Regions from separate parts of the Homo sapiens genome. Here region 2 is linked to region 1. The links are chromatin contacts, found by Hi-C or POLR2A ChIA-PET in ENCODE. All regions are on one chromosome and are shown on one strand. Each heading gives the region's core, a stretch centred on a gene start or an enhancer-like site at or near the end of the contact. The rest is flanking DNA. Distances are from core to core; before and after follow the strand shown. Region 1 overlaps LINC00607 (long intergenic non-protein coding RNA 607). Region 2 overlaps LINC00607 (long intergenic non-protein coding RNA 607).

Region 1 (6,107 bases), core at 1,604-4,103:
ACACTGGACCAAATCTCCCTGGACTGTTGAGATTTATTAGGGCAGCTCTCTATGGAGCCAGCAAATCTCAGATCTCTGGCAAATGGACCATGTGCAGACTGAGAAATGTCACCATCACACGTTTACACATTCACAGAAGCTTTGTCTGATTATCATTTAAGTCTTTTGGGATGAGCATTTCTTTCCAATGCTAGTAGGTCAGATTGCCCTTATGAACTAGGATATTGAGAGCCTTTAAAAATTAGTTTTTAGGAGTCCTGAAATGCTCCCTTTTCTTATATACTGCCTCAATTACTTGTTTTGTTTTCTTTTGTCCAATGACTTATGTTGAAATCCACAGTAATTTTTGTGGAAATTACAGTGTCTTCTAAGTCAATGGGAACAACTGGTTTTTCTCTGCTTCCCCACTGCTTGAAAATCAGAGAGAGCTCAGTCCTCAGTGTTTTTGTTTTCTTCTGGACACTTATGTAATTGAATTAAGAAAGGATTCAGAGGCAATAGATGGTAGAAGCGACTTTATGCAGCGAGAAAATGAAAGGTTAAGGAGAGGAGGAAAACTCTATGAGAGTGAAAATAGAACTATCTATCTGGAATTATATCACATGATGTGCCCCTTTCACTGAGTGATCTTTGGCACTTTATTTCAGTAAAAATAAAATGGCAGGTTGAGCATTGTTGTCCACTATGTTAGGTTTTCCTAACCCTGACGTATTTCCATTATCAGTTTCTCAAAGTGTCAGAAACTCACCAGAATAGCCTTCAGGATGTCCTTCTTTTTCTTCAAAGATACAGTGTGGAAAATATGGGTTTAAGGTAATAAGAATTTCTGTTGGAATGCAAATATATCATCTATGAGGAATAATTTATTAAACCATTGTTACCCTAGAAAACAATAGTGTATCAGATTGCATTACTTAGCTAACGGAATTCTAGGAGAATGGGATGAAGGAAAGGTCAACTTTGAAGAATGTTTGGTGTTCAGTTTATAGTGGGTTGACTTGATGGACTGTTATTTTGGAAAGGTGATAAGGGTGATCCTTGGGAAGGGAAGTAAGAAGGAAAACAGAATATACTAAAGATACTTATTTACTCAAAATTTTGCTGAGAGCTTTCTCTTATTTTAGGTGAATGCACAAATGGAAGTCTTAAATCATTCAGCATATGAAAAATCTGAAAATAGAGAACTAAAAGTACAAATTTCATTTTGCTAAACTGGTTGTGCATTTATTCTAAATTAAAAATAGACAGGGCCATCCTTGACTCTTGACCCAGTGCATTGTGTGTAGACAATCTGCAGAGACATGAGGGTCTACTTTCCTATTCAAAACTAAGGAGGATTTTGGAGACAATCCTTCTTGTGAATAGAGCAAATAATTTAGCTCCTAAGCATCCATCTAAAGCAACAGTAGCTTTCAGTGGTTGTTTTAATAGATTTACACTAATGAGATAAAGCCAATGTGATGATGTCTGTGATTGTTTGTTGGTCTAATCTAAAAGGTTACATGCTTTTGGCATTTCAGTATTTGTCCACAGTCTACAAAATTCTTTACAGTGAATCTTCAAAGAAAAGGACAGGGGAGAGGTGAAAAAAAAAGATCAATTTTCGCATGTTATCATCAGGTTTGGTGGCAAAGAATGTTAAAAAATCTCAGCAAAAGTGTAATTTGGGATAAACAGCAGATTCAATTTAATCATATTTTCTCTTTCCCCAATAGGAAAGATAATGAAGGGTTGGCTGTTGACATTAGTCAATAGACAACACTTATTATTCCTGTGCAGTGAAGTGTTTCATGAGGAAGTGCTGAATAGGTAGACAAAGAAAATGAAATGTCCTTTGATGAAAAGACTAACACAATACAATCAACGGTAGAAATCTTCCCACCAAAATCAATAAAAAAGAACTGTGTAATATTTTATTTATTTATTTTTTTGAGACAGAGTCTCGCTTTTTCACCCAGGCGGGACTGCAGTGGCCCTATCTCGGCTCACTGCAGGCTCCGCCTCCTGGGTTCATGCCATTCTCCTGCCTCAGCCTCCCGAGTAGCTGGGACTACAGGCACCCGCCACCGCGCCCAGCTAATTTTTCGTATTTTTTAGTAGGGGTTTCACTGAATATTTTTTTAAAAAAATAATTTGTCTAGATCATCTGGTTAAGTCTGAAGTTATGAAAACACTGTACCTAGAAAGTGACTTTTTTTTGGTTATAAATGGTAGCTATACAGTGGTTGAGAGAGTATGGACCATGGGAATTTTGTAGCAGGCAAGAAAGGTTAGAACACTATCAGTCCTATGAACTGTAGAACTTGTGGCAAGCATGCAATCTTTCAAAAAATTCATTGAAAAAATTTCACTGAAATCCATACAAAACTCGTAAGATGTGTCAACTTGAAAAGTTTCATCGTCATCTTGGTTTTAGATGTCTGGCTTAACTGTAAATTGAAAGAGAATCTTGTTAATTGTACTCTATCTCACCAGAGAGACAAAAGTAAAATATGTCATAATGTAATTGAGGCCTCCTTTCTTTCATCCAGGAACTTTGGACTTTCATTTTTTTTAATGTTGAAACTGAAATGACTTTTATTAGTTAATTTTGTGTGCCTTATAGTAACACCATCCAACCCTCACTTAGAAACTGAGACACTTCCAACTTAAAAGCAACATTTAGGCAAATGGTGAAGCAACATTTTTGGGGACTCAAGTATTTAAAGGTACTTCCTTACAATTCTTCAGTGTCTCCTCACAGTAAACATGCAGCTAATTTCCTGTTCTCTCCCAAGTGTAAAACATTAGTCAGTCACTTAGCTGTTCCCTTTGGGCCAGAGGACCCGTCTCATTTAGATGAGTCATTTTGTGAGGCTCTGAAGCAAGTTGGTGGTGAAAGAAACTATTCTAAAAGGGATTTTGTCAGCATGGTTTGCACAGCTAATTGATGATGGCAAATCTTAGAACCTTAAGGAGGCAGATACTTGAGTAAAGTGAGCAAAATGGGGCTTTCAAATCTACTGTTTTCAAAATATTTTTCCAACACACTTCCTATAATACTTTAAAAAAAAAGACATCATTAAGATTCTGTATAGACATAAAACACTTTCTGATTTTTCACTTGACTCTCTGATATATAATCTAAAACATCTAGAATATCATGGTACATTTAATGTAAGTAAGTCCTGCTGGACCTATGGCTAAAGAGCTAGGCCCATCCATCTATGAATATTTTATGGCAAATTTTACTATAGAATTAAGATACTTAAAAGAAAAGCAATAATACAAATGTGTGGGCAGAAGATCCTCCTAACTCAGTGTAAAATAGTGATAACATGGAATTCAGGGTGAGAAAAGAGAGGGTTTGCTTCCAAGAATTATCGCTCTGTCTCTCTCTCTCTCTCTCACACACACACACACACATACACACACAGTGGATTAAATAGGACCAGAGTAGGAGAATTTACTTTTTCCAAAGTGTGAGAATCCTTCAATTTCCTCAAGTTCTTTCCCTCTATAATAATCTCTTTCAGACTGTTTTCCTTCTGTAATAGTCCCCCTTAGTAGCCTCTCTACAGTACTGATGCAGACAAACTGATGGCTAAGTAAGGTTTGTCTTTGGTATTCCCATTCCTGTCCTCTTTAGCACCATATTTTCCAGTTTGGCACCATCTTTTCCAGGCTTTCTTGCTATCTCCACTGATAAGACTTCTTGTTTATTTGGTGCCTTCTTTCAACCCTGACATCTTCATCTCAAGCAGTGTTTTACTCTTCCAACTTCCACCAAAGATGATGTGTTCTGTGTGTTGTCTCAAAGTCTTGATGGGTGGCTGAGTCAAAGATATACACTTAATGAATTGTTGGTGCTAAGATTTTAAAAGACAGTTAGGTCATAGTGTGTTTCCATGCCTCTAATTGAAAAGGCCAGTTTGAGCCAATATTTTTTAATCCAAAGGATTGGCTCTAACTGGATTTGACAGGCTCGTGGTAGACAGATCTGTAGGTGAATGGGTCTTTGTTTCCTTAAAACATGTCTTCTAGGTGACTACCTACCCCACTTGTCTCAGGCAGGCCCCCCTCCTCTCACCGAGTCCTGTACCTCACATGGGACCCTGCTAGAAGGTTTGGAATACATCTTCGGTGCTGGGGGTAGACTCCCCTCTGGTTCTCTATGATAGGAACTCTGTTCTGGGGCTTCTCAAGAAGCGTGACTCAGTGCTAAGTCTAATTTTTTTTTTTTTTTTTTTAGCCAGAGTTTTGCTGTGTTGCCCAGGCTGGTATACAGTGGTGCGATCTTGGCTCACTGCAACTTCTGCCTCCCAGGTTCAAGCGATTCTCCTGCCCCAGTCTCCCAAGTAGCTGGGATTACAGGCACACGCCACGATGCCTGGCTAATTTTTGTATTTTTAGTGGAGACAGGGTTTCGCCACGTTGGCCAGGCTGGTCTCGAACTCCTGACCTCAGGTGATCCACTCACCTCGGCCTCCCAAAGTGCTGGGATTACAGGCGTGAGCCACCATGCCTGGCTGATTCAGTGCTAACTCTAATTAGAGGCCATTGCTGACCCTGTAAAATTGGTAGACACTTAAGGCAGTTGCTATTTCTTCCCCTTGTCTCAACTGTTTTACTCTTCCTTTTGTGTTGTTTCACAGTGAAAGCATCATCAGAAGCAGTTAAAGTGACAAATATTGGGTTAACCAGACAGTTTCACGATACATCTCTCCTTTTCCCTTTTTATAGTGGACACCTTTGAGAGTGTGAAGTTGCCATCCACAGAATAGATGATCTTTGAAAACCTTGGAGAGAAACATCTTTCAACTGCTTTTGAGGGGAATAAACATGACACAGAAAAAGAAAATCTGGGAATGCCTTTTTCTAATGCATTTGACTGTCTGGCTGTCTGACTTCCAAAACAGTTGGAGCTATAAAATGTTAAATTTGGCTTAAGGAAGTCGTCAGTGAGAAATACTACCCCAAGTTTTGAAGAGGAAAAAAAAAAGTTAAAACATGTATTAAAAGTTAATAGTGGCAAAATTTACAAGTCTGGGCATGTAGAGATTCAACACTTTCAATCTGCTAATTTGCCAAGGCATAATTTACCCACACAGTTCATAAACACATTTAGATGCTCAGAAAGAAACACGTGATCTTCTTGAGATTTATAGAAAATGGACATATCAATTCCTTCCTTCAGGGAGTCTGCAATCCAGGAGGCGGAAAAAAATGATGCATAATTTGTAAGTGGACATTGGTGAAAGAGAGTGGACAAATACTGAAGGGCTTAGTTAGGAAGGATGCCTTACATGTCAGGAGTTCTTGTATTTAGAGGTGGGCATCCGAATTATTACTTTAACTCTGGGAAGGATTTGGCACCTATACTGAAGGAGCCGACAGCTGTTTCCATGACTTGAGTTGTTTAGAAAGCTTTAGGTTCTTAGAGCCTATGGATTAATGTAGAAGAATATGGGTTGAAAGGGATGCAGTGAATGTACAGGTCAAGGACACAGCAGCTGGTAACTTACACCCAGCTGGAGACAAAAGGTCTGACTTTGTTCACGGGAGAGTTTAGAGACATTTAAAGAGAATGAGAAACTTCTTCCCCTATTACTAAAACAATGTATATTTATTGTAGAAAGCTTGGGGACTCTAAAAAAGCAGAAATTATAATAAAAATTGCTTCTAATCTCCCCACTCAACACAGCCACTGTTAATATGTTCCTGTAGATCTCATATCTTTTTTCCGCCTATAATTACCTAATTTGTCTTTAATAAGAACGGCATAATTCCTATTACATGTATTTTTTGAACCTGCTTCTTTCATTTCATGATATATCTTCAACATCTGGAAAGAGATTTCTGGAAAAGTGGTATTTAAGATTGGCTGAAGTAGAGAAGGGACTGGAGAGAGGGACGTCAGTAACAAAGAAACAGAAAATCAAAGACTTATTAAAGGGTCCTCAGTCCATGGGGAATATAACTGTCATGGGTGAACCTTATTCATTTAAAAGGCTTTAATAGATCAAAGTTCTGGAGGCTGGCAAAAGAATTCAGAATCAAAGACCTGGTTTGGGTCCCAGGTCCTTCCCTTACAAGCTAAGTCCCCTCAACAAATTCCTAAACATCTC
Region 2 (6,107 bases), core at 32-2,531, 110 kb before region 1:
TCCCTTTAATGAATCTTTATTATCCTGCTGGTGCAGATTGCCTGACTCTCCAAGTATAAATCGGGAGGGAGGAGGACTAGCCTTGAGTTGTTGACTGGGTTGTCATAGCTAGCCTGGGCTCTGGAGTGAGGATGGTCAGTGTTGGGCACAATTAATTCATCCATAGAAGGAAAAGATGTTGAGCAAAATATCTCAATGAAGTAATGGATTCAAATGGTGTCAGGAACATCTAAACAGCACAGCAGTTGCTTCTACATCAAATGTGACATTTGGCATTGAGGGTAAGTTCACAGAGCCAAAGCTAAACTCAGGTCAGGATTTAACACTGTTAAACCATTTTGACATGTGGCTTTTATTTGTTAATGAAACCAACTGCATTTGACCTGCTAAACATTAGGAGAATGAAAATATAAGAAAAACATAGATCCTTATGGGAAAAAGATGCAAGTAGAATTATTTTCACTGAGTGGAAGATGGAGATGGAGGTGGGGGTCTGAGGATAGAAAAGAAAGTAAAAATATTAAACTAAGAGAAGAGTGAGGATAATTGCCAAGGAATGTAGCACCGCAAAAGGTCAGTGTGTTCTTGGATAATGCTAGTGGCTATAGCAGGAGGTAAGCATGATTAGAGGTGCTGTGTCCTTTCCACAGCACGCCTCCAAGGAGAGTGAAGACTCTAATCAAATGCCTGGTCTGCCAGAAGTAAGAAATTGGGTGACGTTGGGTAGAAAAATATTTTATAGGTTTGTGACAAATTGTCGTACCTCTAAATCCAATTCATAGCTTATATATATATACACAATCTTACAAAAAAATCAACCTAACAAAGCATCGATCCACATATATCCACATTTCCTTTCATGTGGACTTAGTTTTTGTTAAGCCTTAATCAGGTTTTAGTATTGCCTGTAAACAGATATCTTGCTGAATGTGAGAGCGGTTTCTAAAAAGAAGATACAGCCCCATTTCTGGTCTGTACTTTTCTGCAGCTTATATATATATTTAAATAAACCTAGTGTTACCAGTTTTGATTGGTCTATTTCTGCTGAATGTTCCTCAAGGAAGAATATTATTATTGGAAAGAACCTGACATGTACTGGTTGTGGAATGGAGGAGTGAGCGATCTGAACAAATAGTTAACTTATAATGGTTAACTGTTTTCCTTGTAAAAGTCAAGATAAGATATACTCAGCAAGCTTGTGAATTTTGAGTGCTGGGAAGTCCTGGATTCCTGCAGAGTCATTGTGAGGTTTGCTTTTATTGGCCTCTGTTTCCCATGCAAGGGACAATTGTATAAATCCCCCTCTCCCTGCACCCACCTCCCTCCCATGTTGGTTTAATCCTTAGGCTGTTTCCTGCCTGCCCCCCTGGGAAATGCTGGTAAGAATTTCTTAAGATAGAACTTCCAGGGTCTTTATCTAGTTCTTCTCCCAGGCCAACCATTGGAACTTTCCTTTTGGATATGTCTCATTTGTGCAGCAAGTTTAACAGAGTGTTATATGCAAGTTCTAACAGGCAATGCTATATAATGGAGCATCCAAGACTGATACCAGTGTACTGGCTTTTTAAAACCCTAGGCACAAAACCTCACTTCAAAAGAGGAAAAATCTAAAGGTAGAAAGACTGCTTTTGGTCAGGGGGCTAAGTTAGATTCCTCAAGTCTCACTGTACAGGCAAGTTTTCATTTTTGTTTAGGGCTGTAGAATAAATCTTATTGTGCCCAATATGGAAAACAGATCAAAATGTTAAAGGGGAGTGTTGTGGCTTAGAGTCTCACCCACTCTGCTCTTTTCATTTCTTCTACTTTCCTGGGAAACCTTGAAAGATTTCACAGAGCCCTTGGGGTTGTACAGAGCACCAGGGCAGAGAATTGGTTGGGCCAATATTCTCAAATATAGTAACTCTTGATTATTTTTATTAAGACCCACATGATGATGTAGATCTGTAGAGAGAGCAGATAATAAGATAAGTAAGATAAGAAGCATGAGTAACAGGCCTGGTTCAATACACTCTCAAGTGGCCGAGAAAGCTTTCTGACTTCTAAATATGTTGAACACTTTGTACAAGTGGTTTGTGAATGTAGGTTTTCTGAGAAAGATAAGTGAATAAAAAAGAAACAGTACCAGGCTTGGGTCACTTTTATCTCAGGAGGAAGAGGCTATTGTTCATCCATGGAAAAAAGGGCCGATGAGCTGCAATTTTCAGCCTAAACTCTCTTAAAGATGGCTGGTCAACTTTATGTCAGACACAGAGTTCTTTCTCCTCTAAAAACTCATCATTGATTTGGGAGACAAGACATAGACAGATTAAGTAGCTGACTGTCAATACACAGCAATCCAAGGTAAACACTTATGGAAGTGGCAGAGGTACCTGCTGCTGAAAAGATACTTGAGTGTTGAAATAGTCAAGGAAGCTTTTCTGATGAAAATATCCTATGAACAGAAATGGTTAGAGAGAGTTCGTGTGCTAACTATATTCTTTCTGTGAGGATTAGGCTAGGTGGTTAGAGGATACAAGTGGAGATAAGAAATCTTGGCCCTGTGGCGAGGCCTCTTGTGCACAGGAGAAATAAAACAAGCAGGTTTCATGGGTGGACTGGAAGCCATGGAACAGCCACGTCACATGGTAATCAGGAACCTCAAAGGACAGTTGTCTATGGTCCACCAGCAGCAGTGGCTCATGGGTGATTCTTCTAGGGCTGATCATTAACGTGACTCAGACTTGTTGTGAATGCTCATTTCTGTCTTCAGCTCACTTTTTAGAGCTTGACTGGTCTTGGTGAGGAGCCATTCTGGCCTAGTCAGTTGTGGACAAGTGGACAGATTCACATAGTACAGGCATAGAAATTTGGATGTCTGTGGCGCAGTGGCTCCATGCCTGTAATCCCAGCACTTTGGGAGCCCGAGGTGGGCAGACCACGAGGTTACGAGTTCGAGACCAGCCTGAACAACATGGTGAAACCTCGTTTCTACTAAAAATACAAAAATTAGCCAGGTGTGGTGGTGCACACCTGTAATCCCAGCTACTCAGGAGGCTGAGGCAGGAGAATTGCTTGAACCCAGGAGGTGGGATTTGCAGTGAGCCGAGATCACACCACTGCACACCACTGCACTCCAGCCTGGGTCACACAGCAGAGCAAGATTCCGTCTCAAAAAAAAAAAAAAAAAGAAAAGAAAGAAATTTGGATGTCTGCAACTCTTAAGGCTACTTCCTTCCTTCCTTGGGGTGCTGTGGCAGGGACCCCTTTAACAGTGCCTGAGGTCGTGGCACTGGCTCCCCACTCAGGCAGTATCCATTGTGGAATATGTGTTGTACCCCAAAGATCTACCTTATATTGCACACTTTTGGGTCAGGAAGCACTCACTAATTAATTCTGTCTTACTTTTCATATTTGTTTTTTAGAGGCCTTTTTTCTTAGAAATGCATATGCAAACACAATGTAAACATATATCAATGCCATTTTCTACATGATTGTCAGGATTTATTATATAAAAGGATTGACTTTACTGATATTCTAATAGAATAAATCTGCCTGTCTTGCATTCTTGAAAGATCTCCTAAAGGTAGCAACAAATGATGGGATCATTATTAAAGTAAGATGAATGTGTTGTCAGGGCCTTGGAGAAACATAAGCATAATACTACCAGGAGAATTGTAAGTTCTTAAAAATGGTCAAGACCCTCAAAGTCATCTTGCCCCAAACTAGGGAGAGTTCATAAAAATCATCCACTGCTACTGCAAAGCTTGACAAGGAGGCTGAGACTGTGCAAGCTCTCTCGGACAGAAATTTATGGGACAAATCTGAGCTTTTATTGGGAAAAGAGAGTGAGAAGAGCCTTTTACTAAAGAGAATCTTGAGGTAGAAGATGCCCCACGGGACTCTGTGGCTAAGGAGAGGTTACTTTTAATAAACAATAGTGACCAGGAAAATAAGAGGAGGTGGCAGACACAATTCCATGCTTTTGACCTTTCAGTATTAGCTATTCTGAACTTTGTTCCTTTAACATCTTAATTTCTTGTCAACATTTCCCCACCCCCCTAACCCCCGCTCCTCTCAAATTGCTCCCTTCTTTAATTACCTTGTATTTTTAATTTCTTTCATATTGTCTTTGTCTCCTGCTATATTTCCTAATATAAGTGTTTTAATTGCTTTGAAATATTTCTAAGACTAAGGCATTTTAGGAATCAACATATTCTGTGTGTGTGTGTGTGTGTGTGTGTGTGTGTGTGTCTTCAGCTCTCTTTTCTCCTCCCTCACATCCAATGCAGTTGTTCCTAAATTGTATTATTTTTACTTGAAGTGGCCTATATTTGTGACACTGTGGGTTTAGTATAACATAGATAATTAGTAAGTTAGTACAATTAAGTAATGACTTATACTCTCAATTAGTTATGCTCCTAATCCTCATCCTGCCCCTTTGTTTTGTAATTTTTCTTTTTCAAAGTATTTCCAGTTGTTATCTCAGTCTACTATTATATAAACTATCTTGTTTTATTTTCACATACATCATTTAGGGAAGTAGAAAGGTGTGGTAGAGAGTTCGAGTTATGTGCTTTTTACGCTTGCTCTCATTTAGTTTTCCCAATAATGGTATGAGGTAGATATTCTTGTTCCTGTTGTACAGATGAGGAAACTGAGCCTGAGAAGGTTTAGTACCTTTTCTAGTTGCACACAGTTCGATAAGTGTCTTAGTCAGCTTAGGCTGTCATAACAAAATACCAGAGACTAGGTCCTTAAACAACATAAATTTATTTTGTCACAGTTCTGGAGGCTGGAAGTCTGAGAACATGAAGGCAGCATGATCAAGTTCTGTGAGGGCTCTCTTCCTGCCTTGCAGACAGCTGCCTTCTTGCTGTGTCCTCATATGGCAGAGAGAGAGCAAGAGAGAGAAAGACAGAGAGAGAGAGAGAGCAAAAGAGAGAGAAAGAGAGGTGAGGTGGGAGGTATTGCTGAGATGCTATGCTTATATGTGATAGAAAGTCTCCCTGCTGATAAAAAGGTGGAAGAGGTAAAGCGCTCTTGGGCATATTTCCAGGGGGTGAAAACCCACATTAGGATTCCATGAGGGGTCTGCATTCAAGGAGATAAGGAAGAGGCTACGGGGACTGGCTCTCAGGACAGAGTGGAAAGACAGTGGTTGCTGTATTGGTCTCTAGGAGTGAGGCATTGGGACGTGGATCTGAATTGCCACATCCAGAGATGAGCTCTGGGATTGCCTTCAGGGTCATTCTACCTTTGTCTTGAAGAGTAGTGTATGTTCACAGCCAAATTGCTCTATAGATCATAAAGGTCCAGTCCTTTAGGATCCAAGAATTCCAACAACCTTCCTTCATTTCATCTCATCTTGGTCCCTTTCAGTTCAAACTGGCAGTGTTTCTGCTGGAGTGACTGATTAGGTTCATGGTTCACACCCAGCTTAATCTCCTTAATGAATGGTTGCTTGGCCAGATCCTTAGTGTTCTTTTCAGAGCAAGCGTTCTTATTTTTTGCAATATAGATAGGCTGAGAAGTTCTGGTTCCTTTTTGCTTGCAATTCCATCTTCAATTTATCTTGCTCTTCTCACATTTTACTATAAGCAGTTGGAAGAAAGCTGCTCTTTCAACACTTTGCTTAGCAATCTCCTCAGCTAAATGTCCAATTTCATCATTGGCAAGTTTTGCTTTCCATAAAACACTAAAAAACAATTCAGCCAAATTCACTGCCACTTTATTACAAGGATATTCTTTTATGCATTGTCCAATAATTTGTTCCTTATTTCTGTCTGAGACCTCACAAGAATGGCCTTTACCTTCTATATTTCTATTAACATTCTATTCATGATTTCTTATATATTCTCCAAGATGGAAGCTTTCTCTATAGCTTTCATCTTTTTTTTTTCTTGTGCCATCACCAGAATTGCCTTTAACAGTCCCTTCATAGCAGTCTTGGCTTTTTCTAGTTTGTATCTCAAAACTCTTCCAGCCTCCTCTACCCGTTACTTAATTAAAAAATCATTTCCACATTTTTAGGTATTTGTTACAGTGGCACCCCACTTTTTGGTACCAAATCTGTATTAGTCTGAGTTTTCCAGAAAAACAGAGATATCTATAGATATCTCCTCCATTGG

The links. Hi-C counts contacts between places; a loop is a spot of excess contacts on that map. ChIA-PET counts read pairs that join two places held with the same protein, here RNA polymerase II (POLR2A). Pooled maps may share reads with other maps.
Region 2: a loop to region 1 is called in a map of chondrocyte, with 1.9 times the contacts of the local background. The contact joins two enhancer-like sites. A Hi-C loop is called at or near these places in 3 of 168 maps with a recorded cell type or tissue (chondrocyte, prostate gland and sigmoid colon) and 2 of 50 pooled maps. POLR2A ChIA-PET finds 5 or more read pairs at or near these places in 4 of 52 experiments (A673, AG04450, GM12878 and 1 more).

The regions. Positions count from the first base shown.
Region 1 is chr2:215,661,702-215,667,808 of GRCh38, reverse strand. The region is part of intron 5 of LINC00607 (long intergenic non-protein coding RNA 607); the gene reads left to right. It overlaps LOC102724861 (a long non-coding RNA gene), which reads right to left. Exons shown (of 8, transcript NR_187737.1): 3 at 2,364-2,429; 4 at 749-826. Among named protein-coding and RNA genes, the nearest start is that of LINC01614, 53 kb to the left of the region's middle. Within about 2 kb of position 2,853, at least 7 of the 41 ENCODE cell types and tissues checked have a DNase peak (open chromatin) inside an H3K27ac peak, as active enhancers do; they include A673, where a contact is called at or near this core.
Region 2 is chr2:215,767,330-215,773,436 of GRCh38, reverse strand. All of the region lies in intron 1 of LINC00607 (long intergenic non-protein coding RNA 607), which reads left to right. Among named protein-coding and RNA genes, the nearest start is that of LINC01614, 52 kb to the right of the region's middle. RefSeq lists an enhancer at 1,097-1,391. Within about 2 kb of position 1,281, at least 5 of the 41 ENCODE cell types and tissues checked have a DNase peak (open chromatin) inside an H3K27ac peak, as active enhancers do; they include A673, where a contact is called at or near this core.